4 separate regions of the Homo sapiens genome follow, and regions 1, 2 and 4 are each linked to region 3. A link is a contact called in ENCODE Hi-C data. All regions are on one chromosome and are shown on one strand. Each heading gives the region's core, a stretch centred on a gene start or an enhancer-like site at or near the end of the contact. The rest is flanking DNA. Distances are from core to core; before and after follow the strand shown. Region 1 overlaps FOXP1 (forkhead box P1). Region 2 overlaps FOXP1 (forkhead box P1). Region 3 overlaps PDZRN3 (PDZ domain containing ring finger 3). Region 4 overlaps FOXP1 (forkhead box P1).

Region 1 (4,480 bases), core at 1,457-3,956, 2.4 Mb before region 3:
GGCAAAGTCACTTCCTCTCCCTTAGTCTGAACCCTAAAAACTGGGTGGAAGAACCCAAGATCAAGGAAGTACAGCAACCATGGTTGGTCAATGAAATCATGGGGGCGGGGGGGGGGGGGCGCATGACACACGTGGATATCTCCCCTCAAATATGACTAACTTGAGGGTTCTGTGAATCCAAGCTAACATAACCCTGGATAGCTATGTCCGGGGCCACAAAAGCATTCCTCAGCTAAAAATATGTTGGTGACACCAAAAATGGTACAGCAAACTGTGGTCCAAGGGACACAGCCATACTCGTTCCTTGTTCCTTACGCATGGTCAACGGCTGCTTTTGTACCCCAATGGCAGAGCTAAGTCGAGTTGCTGTGACAGACACTGTATGGCCTGCAATGCTGAAAATATTTACTGTCTACCCCTTTATGGAAAAAATTTGCCATGCCCTCCCCTCTGTGTGGGACTTTTTACCAGAGGTTTCTGATTAAAACATTCTATTACAGAACAATTTCTTCGGATATATCAATGCTTTGCATAGTCACAACTCCTTTTCCTAGGTAGAAGGTTGGAAATTTTTGGATATTTAAAATTACTCATCCTTGAAAAATAAATATATCTAAGTAGGTTAAGAAGTTCTAACGCTTTTAAAGAGTGCCTAGTATGGGCTAGGCAGTTTATATGATGTACTTTTTATTTACTCATTCATTTATTTAATTTTTAGAGACAAGGTTTTGCTTTGCTACCTAGGCTACAGTACAGTGGCATTATCATAGCTCACTGCGGCCTCGAACTTCTGGGCTCAAGTGAGCCTCCCACCTTAGCTTCCCAATTAACTAAGACTATGGGCACATGCCACGACACCCAGCTGAATTTTTTTTTTTTTTTTTTTGGCAGAGATAGGGTCTTGCTATGTTGACCTGGCTGGTCTCAAACTCTTGGCCTCAAGAAATCCTTCCACCTTAGCCTCCAAATGCATTGGGATTACAGGGGTAAACCACCTGTGTCTTGCCTGGTGTACCTTTTAATTCTAACAACCGTAAAAAGTGGTTAACATCCCAAATCACATGTGCTGATACTGAGGCTCAGATGACATGTGGCTAGTTCAAAGAACATATTAATAATGTCCTCACTACCCAGTCAGGCTTTCTCCAAAACTTTCTTTACATCCACTGCCAAGCAGAAAGCAAACTGTCAATAAGAAGTGCTGCCTCTAACCAGGCTGTATAATGCAGCAGTTAAGAATAAGTCTTCTGAAGCCAGACTGCCTGGGTTTGGACCTTGACTCCACCTCTTATTAGCTGTGTGACCTTGGGTAAATCATTTAACCTCTCTGGGCATTAGTTTCCTTAACTCTATGCTGGGAATACTACTACAATACTAGCATAAACTGTTTGTGAGGATTAAATGAGTTAATATATGTGAAGCATTTCGGGACTATGCCTGTTTTAAGGTTCAGTACTATTTAATTATAAACTATTACTAGGGGAGTGTAAAATCAAGGGAACAGAAAATAGGTGAAAATAATCTATGAAGTAACACTTAAATCAAGGTCAAAGCAATGTTACCTTTATTAAGTAAGAATACCAAGGAGAATTCAAGCAACACTGCTATCAATTTGCCTAAACCATAAGAAATCCCTTCTAAAAAAGAAAGGGACAACTGAAGAGAAGCGTAGACTAGAGAATTTTGGGTCCACTGAAGCAAATGAAGATGCTTTCAGGATCTATGAATCCAGCAATCTGAGCAAAGTACTTGATGCATCACTCTCTGATGACAATAACCCCCCCTCCCCCCCCACCCAGTGAGATCATTCAAAGAAGCCAGGTGGTTTTTACTTGAACCACAGAAGTTTGCTAGCTTCTTTCAGTTCGGTTCAATGGAAAACAAAGTTGGTTTCATCAAAGTCAATTTGATTTCCCTTTAGACTGAACAGAGAAGTGGGAAATGTGAATCTACAAGAAGACTAACTTATTTTCCACTGCACTAGGCAAGATCCTGATACCTGAAGACAACTCTGAATTTCCAAGAGTTAAAATCATGTTGTAGAGGAAAACTGAAATCCTGAATTTGTTACATATGACCAGTCAATGCGTAACTCAGGAAAGCATCTAGGGGAGTTTCTTCTTACTCAGCATTTGCTCTCCTTTGCTACTTTACAATATTCATTTTTACATTCTTGAAGCAACTTTCTCATCCCCAGCCCCCATGTGGTTCACGTGGGGTGAACATCTCCCTCTGTTCTGGAGGCAGCATGTAATGCAAGCCAGGGCACATCATGGTGATTGGCTCAAAGCTAGAACACATGACTCAATCTGGGCCAATGACAGTCTGCCTATGGCTTTTTCTGGGGCTACATGGAAAGAGATACTCTGTGGGATTAATAAACCTGTCCTCTTCAGTTCCACTTGGAAAGAGCCCCCAGATGAAGACAACATAGAAAAACAGAGCTAATGGACAATCAATACTCCAACAGCCTTGGTTAAATATCAGGATCTAGCCATGCTTGAAGCCAGCTGTACCACTGGACTTCCTAGCAATAGGGGCCAATTATCATCCCTCATTTATTTATTTATTTTTTTCGCTTCAGCCAATTTAAGTTGGGTTTCTGTAACTTACAAACAAAAGTCGTCTTACAAATATAAGTCAATAAATAAGTACCAGGAAATAACCAAGCAACAGTTGCAGGTTGATAGTGGGCATTCCAATTCCACTGAGCAAACAGGAACTGAGAACATGTCGTGTCATGTGCAAAACCACAATAAATAATTGATAGGTGGTTTCCTATACAAGTGCCAGACTTCTAATATCTTTAGAAGAGAAATGGGCTCTTTTATAGGAATTGAGTCTAGGCCCCAATTCTAATGATCTTTATTTTCTTTAATACGAAAATTATTCTCTCTCCTTTTTGGGATAATCTTCTAATAAATATAACCTAATTGTCAGCTCACATAACAAATGAACCTATGATTTGAGGATTTTTTACGGTAGGCATAAGTTAGCCATTAACAAAATGTTTAAAATGGGTCTAGAAACTGTCATTTCCCTTTCTGACTCTGAAACTGATATATGTCCCTGAGCTTATGGATAGCAATTTTATAGTTCTAGAGACTTTATAACAATAAATCATATTTACAGATGTTTATCAGCCATTCTACAGATGGAAGAAATCGGTACCAAGGTATTTATCAAACCTAGCACTGGTGTAGAAGAAAAAACTCAGAATTTAAAAGTGGCTCTGCCAAGTTCTTTTTCTCTCATTATATAAATATGATTAGGCAAATGATCAGGAAAGAACAAAACTAAGATTCTATAGTGAGTGATTTCTAAACAAAACAAAACCCAATATCACTACTCTGAATGATAATAATTGTAAACGGCTGTTGCTTAATTTAAAATAAAGCATTGCTGATCGTGATTGTTCACATCTAGAAGCAATTTTGGACATCTCTTTTAAAATATTTTTAAGTACTTAAGTTTTCAATGACTACATAATGCTCTCAGAGTATAATCCTGAGGCAAGAAAGCTATGAAATAGATTCACAGGCTTCCATTCATTAACCAAAAATTTATATTCACCAAAACTGCTTGCAGGTAACACAAGGTATCTCTCTAAGGATGGCTTTATTACAATATTTGTATCGGGTCCATAAAGATAGATACAGAGACTGTTCTAACAATATAAAGACCACACAAAACTGGAGACCTGCACATAAATCAGCTCACCTCTGTTTCCCTGGGGCTTGAATGAGAGAGAAAAGCTAGAAGGAGATGGTCCCCAACACCCAATTTGTAAACCATCAAGCACCCAGATGTATACATGGGCATATGTTATAGTTATACATGTGCCTATGTTATAGGTATACATGTGCATATGTTTGATTACATGTCTATAATATCATGTAACATTATATTCAATTCATAGGTTAATGATTCAGTGATATTATGAATATATTTATATGATACAAAAATGGAGGGCAGTTTGGTCTAAATTTTATTTTTAACTGACAAGGTAACACAAGTAAGGAATAGCATAGAAGCATTTCACTTCAGCTATGAGATTAATATTATTTCCTTACAGAGATGCTTTATAGGTGTTATAGCTTCAAATGGGCCAACCCAGGTCTTAGTCATACTTTAACAGTAGAAATTGTTACTCCACTTTCCCTATAAGGACAAGAACCTGAACAAAAGTCAATACCAATATAGAAAGTTAAGAACCAAATTGGTAGCTTTCCTCGCCATCTGCTTTCTACATTTATAAAGTCAATTGTATAACAAAGAATGGGTCCAATCACCCAGCTGCAATTGGCCAGTAATTGTCACCAATTTTATAAAAATAAAGTGCATATGCAATTGCTTCAAAGAGAATAAAATACCTAGGAACCCAACTTGCAAGGGAAGTGAAGGACCTCTTCAAGGAGAACTACAAACCACTGCTCAATGAAATAAAAGAGGATACAAACAAATGGAAGAACATTCCATG
Region 2 (4,257 bases), core at 1,678-4,177, 2.1 Mb before region 3:
ACTCCTACTTGCTCCTCAAAGAAAACACGAAGAGCTTTCAGAAACATCTCCTCTGAGAGATGCAAGAGAATATGAGTAAATTACAACAATTAAAAACCATTAAAGATAGAATAATTGAGAATACCTGTTTAGGTAACAATGACTTTCTTGAATGCCTCATAACAGAGGTTCTATTTTTAATCACTTTTTTTGCAAAAACTTGCATAATTTAATAATAATTGTGGATTTTTAATTTTTATACATCCACAAGAACATAAAGTGAAAACCATAAATTATACTGACTCCAGCTGTTAAATGTTGGCATTCTGTCTTTAAAAAAAAAAAAAAAAGTTCAAAAATCTGTTTCCTCAAACCAAGGAAATGTGGGAAAAGGCCATCCTGCCAGTGGAAACCTTCAGCAGCAGAAAGCTCAGGCTGCGGTTTCTTGCCGAGGCAGCAAACTCCACTGAAAGAGAAGTCGCTGCCAACTCAAATACTATTTGCTTTCACACCCAAGAACAAACTGTGTGCATGGCGAAGGCATCGAAGGGCTCGGAGCAGCTGGAGAGGACTGCAGAAAGGTAACAGTAGTGTCAGAGCTACTGTAAACTGGTTCTCACTTTTCTATCAGCAAGTTAGCATCCAGGAAAACAACGCAATGCCTTCACCTTGCATCCCAGCAGCCCTAAGTCAGGACCTGCTGTAACTCAAAACCTCCTCTTTCTAAGTCAACAAGCCAAGGGACTTTTCAGAAAAAGAAAAAATCACCCAGACAAAAGAAACACATACTTCAGCAGTGGGATTCTAAGGGCCAAGAGGTTCAGGCTTGAAATGGAGTCATGAGGAATTTCCATATCTCAGTGCGACATGCAACCCACCTTCTCTGTAAGCAGGAAATGCAAAGGAAGTGTTCACTGCAACTTTGTAAACCAAAGGCAGAAAGCTCTGCCAAAGCAAATATCCTTACTGCAAGGCTTCTGCTTAAAAGGTCCTGCAAGTTACAGTTGTGCCTCATGGATGGGCGTCAGTAAGGATGTGTGTGTGTGTGGTGGGGAGGGGGGTTGGGGGGGGCAGTCAAGAATTCTATAGGAAGAGAAAAACAATCCAAGTCTCCAAAAAGCGAAAGGTTTATTCCATGATGACATTCTGTTCCAGTTTCAAGTAAACAAAGGCCAACTTCTTGCAGACATGGCAACTTCTTGCAGACGTGGCCCAAGTTAAAAACGGTTAAATAAGAAAGATTTTAAAAGTTCCTTTGTGCATGCTGCTTTGAAATAAACAGTTCAAATTCTTGTGCAGTGCCGTGTAGTCAGGAAGAGATGAGCCCCCCATCTGAGACAAGCCTCACGTTATCAAACTCTGCCCTCCCCAGGCCTGGCCTGTTGCAAATCCAGAATTAAACACTGTTAATTATTTGCAGGCAAAATCCTTTTCAAAGTAAAAAATCAAATTGTTTGTTCAAAAACTCCTGCTCCATCTAAGTTCCCCCTCCCGCTGAACATCATTACTTCAAAGAGCTCACAAAAATGTCATGGCCTCCAAACATGTATATGAAGGAAATGATGAATCTGTATGAATGGAAGATCTAAGTATTCTCCACTTGTAATAATAACACTCACCTAAAACAAAAATATCACATATTTCCAATTCTAGATTGGACTTTGTCAGGTTTCAATATTAAGAGTCAATTTTATTGACTTCCTCCAGTTTAAATTTAGAAATCTTTTTCTTACTGTCTTAACCACCCATGCCTACTTGCCCCCACTACAAAAAGTTTCATGGTTTAGACATAGGTTGAAAAATCTGCCTAACTAAATAAACAAAGACTGCCTTTCTTTCCAAATAAAAATGAGTTTAAGAATTTGCCTACTGTTCCCCCAAGACACAATCATATAGCAAATTCTCCCACCTCCAAAATGATTGATGTGATGTCTTTCCTTTCTTTCATCATTCCCTACCTTGTCTGGTCGCTGGTGAAAACCAGGAAGCCACAGACACACACTTCGGTCTTTCGCTTGTGCGGGCCTCAATTCTCCAATGCCAGGTTGCTGCCAATGTCCTTGCAGCCAATGGTAAACAGGCCACAAGGTTCAAGTTAACTGCGGAGCGTTACTACACTGAACATCTGGTCATGAATGAACGGATTGCCCACTAACTCTCAGCATTGGGCAGCTGATGAAAAATTCAACATTTTCCTTGTTGGCACAGTTGTTTTGGAGAATTCTCTAGAGCTTCCTGAATTATATTAAGAAAATTTCACTGCAGCAATCTATATCTGTGAGAACAGCTGGTGTTGAAAGGGATCTGCTGCTCTCTCTCTGTGCTGGGGGACCTCATGTTGGATCAGGACACTTTTACTACATTTGTCCTTGAAAACTTAGCCTTCGTTCAGGGGTACAGGGTAAAGCAGGAAAGACAGCTCACGGATGCTGGATTCCACACAGACGAACATCTTAATTCAGAGTGAAAAATCTATTACTCAGTGAAGAAGGCATTAAGATCAAAACAGTTCATTAGAAATAGACCTGTCTCTGAATTTTCTTTAGAAAACATATCTAATCAAAATTATCGTTGGGTTATGATATCAGATTGGTCCTATCAGCATGGCACATTTCCTAAAGATTTTCAGTAGAAAATAATAGTCCTTTATAAAACTCAACTAGATGCAATGTGTCCAAACATTACTTTTTCACCACATAACTGATTTTAAACTCAGCAAAGTGTTTTATTAAACCTAAGGGTGAAACAATTAGAGCAAATCTGATGTAATATGTTACATTATACTCAGCACTGGAAGAGGTCACAGTGACAGAGGTGTCTGAGGCTTAAGAAAAGAAATTCTCTAAAAATATAACAGTCGCGTTTAAAGAAATTAACTTGTTAATGGATATATGTGATATATTACTATTCTTTTTGTTTAAAAAAAAGGAAGTGGTAAACTTAAGTCAAGCTAAATTTAGGCTATTATCTATGCAGCATAAATTTCACTTCTGTGTATAAATGCTAACTTGCATATTTCTCCATGGTAACTAAACTATGATTAAAACAACAGTGAAACCAGCCTTTAAAGCCACCTGTTTAACTAGGAACAACCTAATTTACAAAAATACTTAAACTTTGGAAATTTCATGGGCATCTATATCGTGCTCTTCCCAGTAGAAAGCTCACTTTTCCATGAACATATAATTGCAATGCACTTGGCCTAGGTCGCAATCATTCTTTTTTTAACTAGTGTAATTTTTTTCATGTATTGTTCACGCTAACCTAAGTGGTATTTAAGATTGTAAAGAATAAGACTGTAATAACTCTTTCCAAGAAGAAAGTTATTTTACCGTTTGGAAGGGATTAATTTACCTAGAAAGTATCTTCACATTTTACAAAAAGAACAAATGAAAAAAGTGAGAAAATTCCAAACTGAAATGACTCTTTGAGATGGCAAGCCACATTCAAACTAATTTTTTTATTGAGATAGCCTGATAATTTACTAATGAAGAAATGGGCTATTTTATTGGTGAAATTAAAGAAATAATTATAATATGCCCAAGAATAATAAAAATGTAGGTATAAGCAATATTTTCTTATTTAATTATAAAACATAAAAGTAGGTTTGAATGTGAATCATTTTGAAACCTTAGAATTGGGTTTAGAATTTAAATACTGAAAACCCCATGAAGTTGAAGCATAATCATAATAGGTCAGGTTTGGTGTGAAAATCATGACTCATATTCATGACACATATTCAGAAATGCCTCATACTAAAACTTTATTATAATCAAAAATTGATCCTCAGTTTTTTTTTGTCTCCTGGTCTTTACATGATGTAATGTCTAAGACCACATTTCACACTGTTAAGTAATGATGACTATAGAAGACTCATAATAAAAAAAAAACTCATAAAATGTCACAATTTATAATTTTATGTATACTTGCCTCTCTAATATCATGTACATTTACGCAGTGGATGCTAATTAGATAACAACGGTATTACTATAATGTCTATAAAACCTGCCTTTAAAACCAAATTCCGTTAAAAATAGTCTTTTCAAGCTGACATAGCCCATTTCCAGGGTCATATTTAAAATAATTAGCACCATTGCTAGTAAATGTTCTAATAAAACTTGAAAATGATTTCTAAGCAAAATGCAAAATTCTCTAAACTTAACAAGAAAGTCTTCCAGTAATCTGAGATAATCTTTTGAAAGGGTGTCTGTGAAATCAAAGCAGTTTTAACATTTTAAAGTTCAGAATCTCTAGGGCCACTTACATGGCTCCTGAAAA
Region 3 (4,143 bases), core at 1,072-3,571:
TCAGGAGTTTCAAAACAGAGTAAGTTTAAATTTACAGAATACTCACTACACTTTCTTATCTGCCTGACTCTCTGTACAAGGATTCAGTTGCTGGCGGGGACAGAGAGCAACATGTCCCAGGGAAGCTGAGGAAGAACGTGGATGGAAAACAGACTGCTTCTGGCGATGTGAACCTTCCCTTACCTTAGGAAGAAGGGTAACCAGGGTGCACAGAATGGCGAATTGAGGACCTTTTCTTCTCAGTTCCTTCTTTAAAATACTGAATCCTACTGCATCGAGTGAGTAGGTTTTCATGTCTTACCCTCGTGACTTGTGTATTCTGTTGCTCTCGACAGTGCTGGGTGAGCTGGCTCCTAGCTCCTGCCTTCTCCCACTTCCCAGCTTGCTGCAGCCCTCTGGTGACAGTCAGACAATGATATGGAAGGATTCCTGACTAATTCGGATGGACGTGAGCTGAACCTTCCCTGCTTCTGGCCAACCTCTTGACTATATATATATATATAAAGAATTGCAATATATATATATATATATTAGATATATATATTAGATCTAATATATATAATTTTGCAATCCATTTATTTGTCTCTGTATTCACTCCCATCCCCAAATTATTTTCATGGTGGAGAAACAAACTTTGTGCCCCTTCTTCAACTGCAAAACCTTGCTCTGCCCTCCCTTCAGTTGCACTGCTTCTCTTAGTCTGTGCAGGAAATCGAAGCCTCGTGCCCTCGGACTCAAGGCTCTCCCAGACCTCCATCCCTCCCACTCGTGCTGTCTGTCCTAGCTTCCTGTTGCCTGTCTCCTCCCTCTCCAGGCCGACAGAGGTTTCTCAAGACATTCTGAAGGCTCCCAAATCTGCCACTCCCCAGTCTTCTCCCTCTCCCTCCTTTTGCTGACACGTTCCTCCATAGAGCAGTCTACACTTAACTTCTCTTCTTTCTCACCTCCACCCATTCTCTTTGGTTTGCCCTCTGCAATCCTTCCTCCATAGCCGAACACACACTACTATAGCTGTCCCATCTGGGGTCATAATGACCTCCCAATTGCCGCAACCAAGAGCTTGTTGTAAGTCCTCCATTCAAACTATCTAAATAGGAGGACGTGGAGGTCCATAGTTCAAGATTTACCTCCACTGGCTTTAGAGATAATTCAGTTGCAGTCCAAAAAGATTACTTACCGGCGGAACTGAGATGTGGCCCCAGCCTTCTGTTAACCATGTTGATGTTCTTTCTCCTAAAGACCACCACCTGCCTTGACCTTCCCTGTAACACCTGACCCTGTTGACTCTACACTCCTTCTTAACTCTTCCCTGGTCCTTTCATAGTATACATTCCTCATCTACCCAGATCCCTCTGGTAATGCCTGCTAGCTCCTTTTCCTCTTGCATTCTACATAAATATAGATATGCCCTAAATATCATAGCTTTTCCAGTAGTAAGGATCATATCTAGCACACACATTTTCTTCTTCCCACCTCTCTTCTGTCTCCATATACTGCCAGTGGGAGTTCAACCTATTAGAAATGCCCTCTGACAACCAAAAACATCCTTCTCTTTCATCACCCGTAAATAAGCACCTACCATGTGAGATTCAGCACAGGAGGGGAATCTGGGATCAGACTGCCTAATTTCAAATCCCAGCTCAGCTTCTTTAGCACATGCCATTGTGACCTGGCAAGATTCTTCCCAAGTCTTCATTTTTTCTTCTAACCACCTACGATTGTTGTGAAGACTAATGAGAAATTACTCATACAGAGTTACTCAGTGAAGTGGCTGGCTTGCAGCATTAATGGTAAATGCTCAGTAGATTTTAGTTTTCTTCCTTTCTTTTTTACATTTTCACTTTTAATGTTTGCTAGGGATGATGCTGAACCCTAGTTCCATCCCTTGTATAGCTCAGCGTCTGGTGTAATTAAACTTTAGATGTGCCACAGCAGCTGTCTGCAGAGTAGATGGGGAGAAAGGAGTGAAGAGTTAATTCTACTTAGGGCATCAGAAAAACCTTCATTTGAAGAGCTAAACACTAATCTCAATCTTGTTTTTTTTTCCTGGGGACTAAGCTGCTATACAGACCACATGTAAACTTTATTTAATAGAAGCTTCACAAGTGAGCAATATCATGGCAAGAAAAAAACATTTAGAACAGAATTGTTCAGACATTGGGGTGCATTTAGCTACTAGGGTGGGCAAGAAACATAGGCCAGAATAATTTGTGGCTACCCCTGAGGATATTCACAGTATGTAACACCTCAAGCCAGAGAAGCCATGGAAACACCTGGTGTGATACATCTGTACTTGTGGCACGAAAGTCAGGACAGGCACCTTTTATATTTAAAACCAGTCACCATGACTACCACAACCCAGTTTCTCATGCTACCACAAACCTTCTATTTCTCACTGCAATGTGGTGTGTGGCATGGTTGGAGTCACAAGACTGATTTTCATGGGACTTTGAACCTCTGATTCTTATGTTTCTTTGAGTTTCATTTTAAGCCTGGTCTTTGCAGAGAAAGGGGGAAGAAATCACAGATAATTAAAGCATAAAATATTCTCATTTCATGGTGGGGCTAACAAGTGAAACTACAAGTAATGATGTAATCCAACTTGTCAAAAAGGGAAATGAAAAGAGGAGACAGAAGGCAGGACAGAGCCTTGGGACCCAGCGTGCCATGTCATCTTCTAATTAACTAACTGATCCTTTAAACTGTCAAACTCGGCGAGGAACTCCATGGCCTGGCATCTGATTAATATTCATATTCGGGCACTGGATGCTCTGATTTAAGTCCCAACGGCTGTAGTTAAACATCAGTCTTTAAAAAAAAAAAGAGAGAGAGGGAAATAAAAACCTGCCTGGTGAACCAAAGTCTCCAGGTTTTACATTCATAGGGAAATGAGGGAAGGCCACACTGAGTTCCATAATCCACAGTGCGAGCAAATCCTCCGTGGATGCATATTGATTTCTGAATCATGATGAGGACTTGTATATTGAACAAATAATTATTTTGCTTCTTTCTACTGGCAGCCACATTGTTAATCATATCCCACGCCTCACTGTTAAATAAGCGAACAACGCGTGTAAAATTACATAGCATTCGGTAATATAATCAAGCTTTTAATTTCAAACAAAAATAATTGAATATGTAATTTAATTAAAACAGGCTAGAATCCATCATTCAGTTAAACTGTAATAAGTGGCAGCCTGGACTTTTATTCTTATGGCACAGGCTGCAAAAGAATATATTGCCTCCCTTAAATTGACTTCTCGACTAAAAAATGCTTCAGTCTGGGGTGTAAGAAAAGCCTGTTCTAACTGCATGCTTTACGTAGATGAGGCAATTGACTTAAAAAACTCAAACCAGCACCCCTAGACAGAGTCTCAGTCTGATTCACACTCCCAACCACCAACAGCTGGGCAGCACACGCCATAGGTACCTCCTCTGGAGGACGATGATGAGAAGGGTCCTTAGGAGGCACTGGATGGACTGTGCCTTTTCCTTTACTCTCAGTTCTCTTTTTATTAATTAAAGACCTCTGAAGGAAGAAAATAAGTCAGCCCAGTTCCACTGCAAGTTCTAACAGCATTGGTTTTTGGAAAATGTTTCCTAAGATATTTTTATATTTAATGTGAGAGAGGCTTCCCTCTCATGATGCCAGTCCATTCTACATTACTGTGTTCTACATTGACATGCCACTGATCCCATATGCCTTCTCAGTAGCAATTCTTCCTTACCCTATAGAGCGTACTAAACATTCTCAAGCCCTTGTTAAACATACTACTTAGCTATTCTCCAAGTTATATTTAAAAATGGGTGACATTGCTCATGGATGTGCAGATTGGCATCATAATCAATACACACACAAAATACAAAAGGTGTGGTAAGAGCTAGGCTCAAGCTGATCAGTGCAGCCAATAGATATCGAGGCCTATCACGTAATCAGGCACATTAATAAGTCACGATTCATTTTCTTTTTAGCAGGGAGGACATGCTATACATCTAATCAGTATATTTTTAATAAAGGAATAGCCCACTTGTAATAAATACATACATACATTCCAAATAGCTTGTGTGATTTTCCAAATTGAGCAAAAAATGTGGTCAAACTGGTTTAGGGTACAAGTTTAAATTCCAAAAGGCATTTTTGCA
Region 4 (4,008 bases), core at 797-3,296, 2.4 Mb before region 3:
TTTAAAAAAAAATTTTTTTTTGTAGAGATAGGGTCTCCCTGTGTTACCCAGGCTGGTCCCGAAGTCCTGGCCTCAAGCAATTCTCTTGCCTTGGCCTCCCAAAGTGCCTCACATCACAGGTGTGAGCTACTACGCCAGGCCCCACTTAGCTTTTTTTACTTCACCCCATTAATATTTAGTATCCCAAAGTTTCATTTATTTTCCTGTTACTGTGAAATTCCAGGTGAAGATTACTGGGCTCCTATGGCTTCAGCTTTTTACTATTAAGGAATATTATATTAGAATCATCAACAACAATCCAGTGAAATTCTAATAACATTATTAGCACCTTTCGTTAAGCGTATGTCACATGCTGTGTGTCTCTAGCTGGGTGCTTTATGTCCAAGTTTTCATTTGGTTCTTGTATGGTGGGTATCATTTATGGCCTTTTTTTTTTTTTTACATGGAGTCTCACTGTGTTGCCAGACTGGAGTGCAGTGGTGTGATCTTGGCTCACTGCAACCTCCGCCTCCTGGGTTCAAGCGATTCTCCTGCCTCAGCCTCCTGAGTAGCTGGGACCACAGGCGGGTGCCACCACACCCAGCTATTTTTTGTATTTTTAGTAGAGACAGGATTTCACCATGTTGGCCAGGATGGCCTTGATCTCTTGACCTCGTGATCTGCCCGCCTTGGCCTCCCAAAGTGCTAGGATTACAGGCGTGAGCCACCGCACATTTACGGCCATTTTATAGACAAAGAAACAAAGTTTTCTATTTTGCCCAAGGTCATGGTGGCAGGTCACGATTCAAACATGAATCCTTTGTTTCTAAAGCCTAAAGAGACTCAGGATGACATGGCTGAAAATTCTAGCATTGGAACTGCAAATATCGGATTGAAATCCATCACAACTGTATTCTTTGTAGCTGCAAACCTGAAACCAGTGTCTCATGTTGACAACTGGCCTTGCCCATGTTTTGTCCTTGGCCAAGGGGCAAAAAGAAAGCTCTGCCCTCTTTCAGACTGTGCCCATTACAGTTCTAGCTTACTTATCTAGGACTGCTAGTTAATTTCATATTAAGGAAATCTGTGAGCATCCCATGAAAGGGGATCTTCTCTCGTTCTTGCTTATGTGACAACAACATATACAAACATCATTATTATGCAATGTACCGGGGGGAAAGGGAGCACATTTGATAAATGTCATGATAATTTTATTCTTCGGGAATCTAAAATTGCTGTTGCCTTTTCTAATCTCCAGTGTCTCTAGCTGGTCCAGAGATAACGGCTCCCATCCCAGGCTAGAGACTCCATCTCTAATTTCCCCAAGTCTGTCAATGAGAGGCAGGGACTGAAATCCCAAGTTCTGTCTCACCGGATATTTTCCAGGAATGCCTCTCTTCCAAATCATCAGCGACATTTAACATGACCCTGAGCAGCAAACTTCTGCCCCAGAGGAAAGCAGAAAACCAATTTATGTAAAATTAAAAGCGATTTGCTTGATCCATCACTTGCTTCCACTCCCGTCCCACTTTCAACTGCAACACATTCAGCTGGAATTACAGGCTACCTCTTCGTCCTGCACTGGGGCATAGAATCTATCTATGCACAACCATGGAGAACAAACATTACAGAGAAAATAATGACTTTGGAAGCACCAGGCACCCTACCCAAACACAAGCTACATGTGTGTTCACAGATGGAAACTAACGGCTGTTTACCCTGAAGGCCCCATAAGAAAAATGCAGTCACCATAACAGTAAAATGCAACTTACTATTCAACATGAAACAAAGTGAGATAAAGAGAGGGCTAGGGACTGAATTCCAACAAAGAGCTCTTATAGTACCTTGGATTTCCTCGGGACAGTCCACACCATTCAAGAGCTGTGCAGGCCCTGAAGAGGTGAGCTGCACAACTGATGAGATCAAAAGACCAAGGCAGGAAAAGGGTTGCAGGTTAGCTCAGTTCTTTGTTGGGTGGGTCAGAGAACAGAACTCATGTGACATCATTTTGTGTCTTGCTCTGGAGGTGCACTTAGCAAAGCCAGAAATCCAATGTTAATTGATCAAACAACGACAACAAAATACCGGTTTTGTCTGGCAAAGGATTATGCAACATATTGATGTAAACGGCATCGAGCCGCATCAGAGGTACTCTGACCATTTCCTTGATGCAACAAATAAGGGCACGCATTCCTTGTCAGTGCATCACAAAATGACAACAAAAGTCATCCAAGGTTTCCTGTTGAGAGATGCCAGCTGGTATTGACAAAGGCTTAAGAGTGTCTTTCTCAGACCTCTGTGGTTTAGCACTTTGTCAAAACAGGATACTATTTAAATTAAAAATTTACTGATTCAAGTTCAGAAAAACCCTGCTTTGCTGTTTTTATAACCAAATTTGTGGGTGGGGAAACTTTGACCTTTATTTTTTCTTTTTTTATGACACCTTATATGGGTCTGAGAAGGTACTATATTTAGCAGGCTAGATTTGAGAACTAAGGTGTCTAAGCAAGATGACTATCACTTTCTATGAATTACTGTACATGTGAAATCATGGGCTTGTTATATTATGCAAAAGCGACTCATGTGAAACAAACAAAAATACCTGTTTGCATGTATAAGTTTTGTAAAATCTTTGTGGGGAGAGAAAGGGGAAATACACACTAGACTAGGCCACGGCATAATGTACCTCCCATGTGAATCTGGCTTAGTGTGCAAATGTATGTTTTCAGAGAAGGCTAAGCCAGGGCTGTAAGACTATGGTCAAAAAAGCAAAGCTGACGGTCAACCATAAGCAGTGCAGTGGTGAGAACCAAGATGCTGGGGAATAGATGGAGTCTCTGGAAATTGCGAAAGAGCAACCAAGCTTGTTTCTGATTGGGGGCTCTTAAACTTGCTCTTCCCCGAACCTGAAACTTTCTTCCCTAGATAGACGCAAGACTCAGTCCCTCACTCAGTCAAGGTCTCTACTCAAAGACCATTTCCTCAGAGTCCTTCCCTGGCCAGCCAGTCAAACATGGGACTGTCATCACCACGGTGTTTATCTTAATCTACTTTGTTTTCTTACAGATTTCATCGTCACACAACATGTGGTGATACATTGTTTTGTTTTTTGTTTTTTTTTTTTTGGCTTACCAGTTTAATGTCCCATAAGAATGTAATCTCCCGGCTGCTTTCTCTGCTGCTCACTCTAGGTGCCTCACTCTAGGTGTCTAGGTCAACACAACCACCCAATAATTTGTCAGATGTTTGTTGAACAGGGAATCTCATGAACAGTCTATTTGAGTTGCGTAAAGGATCTCATTATTTTTCTTGAACTTTCACCTGTCTAGCTAACTATTTATGGGAAAGGTACTAACAAAGTCATTCCAATGATGTCAAAGACTTCTGAGACACCAGAGATGCAGTTAGATATAAATATTAAACTACTTATTTTGCCTTAAAATCACTCTGAGATTATCTTTGAAGGTCTTACAGCTTTGAGAATATGCAACTTCCCATTGTTTAGGGGGAAACGCTGGAGGAAATTTGCATAATTTGAGAAAGAAATCGAACTCACCAAATACCTTAGTGCAGTTCATCTCTTTTGTCAATCTCTCTTTCTTATTAGTACAGGCAAATCTTTTAGTGAAGTGAATAATACTTTGGCCAATGACCTTACGCCAAGAGTACACCAGTGCTCAGGTCACATTTTGACCTTTCTTCCATCCAACATAGCTGAAGGATATGACACTTTATAAACAATTACACTGACTTGCTCTTACTCTGATTCTAAATAGGGCTAATGAGGAGGTTGGAATCAGTGGCACCCAACCTCCGAAACAAGCCCCAAAGATTCTCACCATTTGGTATTCATGCCTTGGATAGTACCTTCCAACACCATGTCAGGGCCGGTCTCTGTGACCAATAAATATGGCAGAAGTAATGGTATGTGATTTCCAAGGCTAGGTCACAACTTGGATCACTCTGGGAAAAGCCAGCTGCCACATCACAAGGGCACTGAAGTCACACTATGGAGAGGTCCACAGCCTG

The links. A loop is a pair of places that touch in the nucleus more often than their neighbours do. Pooled maps may share reads with other maps.
Region 1: a loop to region 3 is called in a map with no recorded cell type, with 19 times the contacts of the local background. The contact joins two enhancer-like sites. A Hi-C loop is called at or near these places in 2 of 37 single-sample maps with no recorded cell type and 4 of 50 pooled maps.
Region 2: a map with no recorded cell type shows a loop between it and region 3 (28-fold over the local background). The contact joins two enhancer-like sites. A Hi-C loop is called at or near these places in 5 of 37 single-sample maps with no recorded cell type and 3 of 50 pooled maps.
Region 4: a loop to region 3 is called in a map with no recorded cell type, with 34 times the contacts of the local background. The contact joins two enhancer-like sites. A Hi-C loop is called at or near these places in 6 of 37 single-sample maps with no recorded cell type and 4 of 50 pooled maps.

What each region holds. Positions count from the first base shown.
Region 1 is chr3:71,009,050-71,013,529 of GRCh38, forward strand. All of the region lies in intron 12 of FOXP1 (forkhead box P1), which reads right to left. Among named protein-coding and RNA genes, the nearest start is that of FOXP1-AS1, 280 kb to the right of the region's middle. Within about 2 kb of position 2,707, at least 8 of the 41 ENCODE cell types and tissues checked have a DNase peak (open chromatin) inside an H3K27ac peak, as active enhancers do.
Region 2 is chr3:71,389,549-71,393,805 of GRCh38, forward strand. The region is part of intron 3 of FOXP1 (forkhead box P1); the gene reads right to left. Among named protein-coding and RNA genes, the nearest start is that of FOXP1-AS1, 100 kb to the left of the region's middle. RefSeq lists a silencer at 730-1,024 and an enhancer at 2,705-2,784. Within about 2 kb of position 2,928, at least 4 of the 41 ENCODE cell types and tissues checked have a DNase peak (open chromatin) inside an H3K27ac peak, as active enhancers do.
Region 3 is chr3:73,446,555-73,450,697 of GRCh38, forward strand. All of the region lies in intron 3 of PDZRN3 (PDZ domain containing ring finger 3), which reads right to left. Among named protein-coding and RNA genes, the nearest start is that of PDZRN3-AS1, 170 kb to the right of the region's middle. RefSeq lists an enhancer at 2,444-2,513. Within about 2 kb of position 2,322, at least 3 of the 41 ENCODE cell types and tissues checked have a DNase peak (open chromatin) inside an H3K27ac peak, as active enhancers do.
Region 4 is chr3:71,085,310-71,089,317 of GRCh38, forward strand. The region is part of intron 7 of FOXP1 (forkhead box P1); the gene reads right to left. It overlaps LOC124906247 (a long non-coding RNA gene), which reads left to right. Exons shown (of 2, transcript XR_007095956.1): 2 at 1-3,406. Among named protein-coding and RNA genes, the nearest start is that of FOXP1-AS1, 200 kb to the right of the region's middle. RefSeq lists an enhancer at 2,535-2,634. Within about 2 kb of position 2,047, at least 7 of the 41 ENCODE cell types and tissues checked have a DNase peak (open chromatin) inside an H3K27ac peak, as active enhancers do.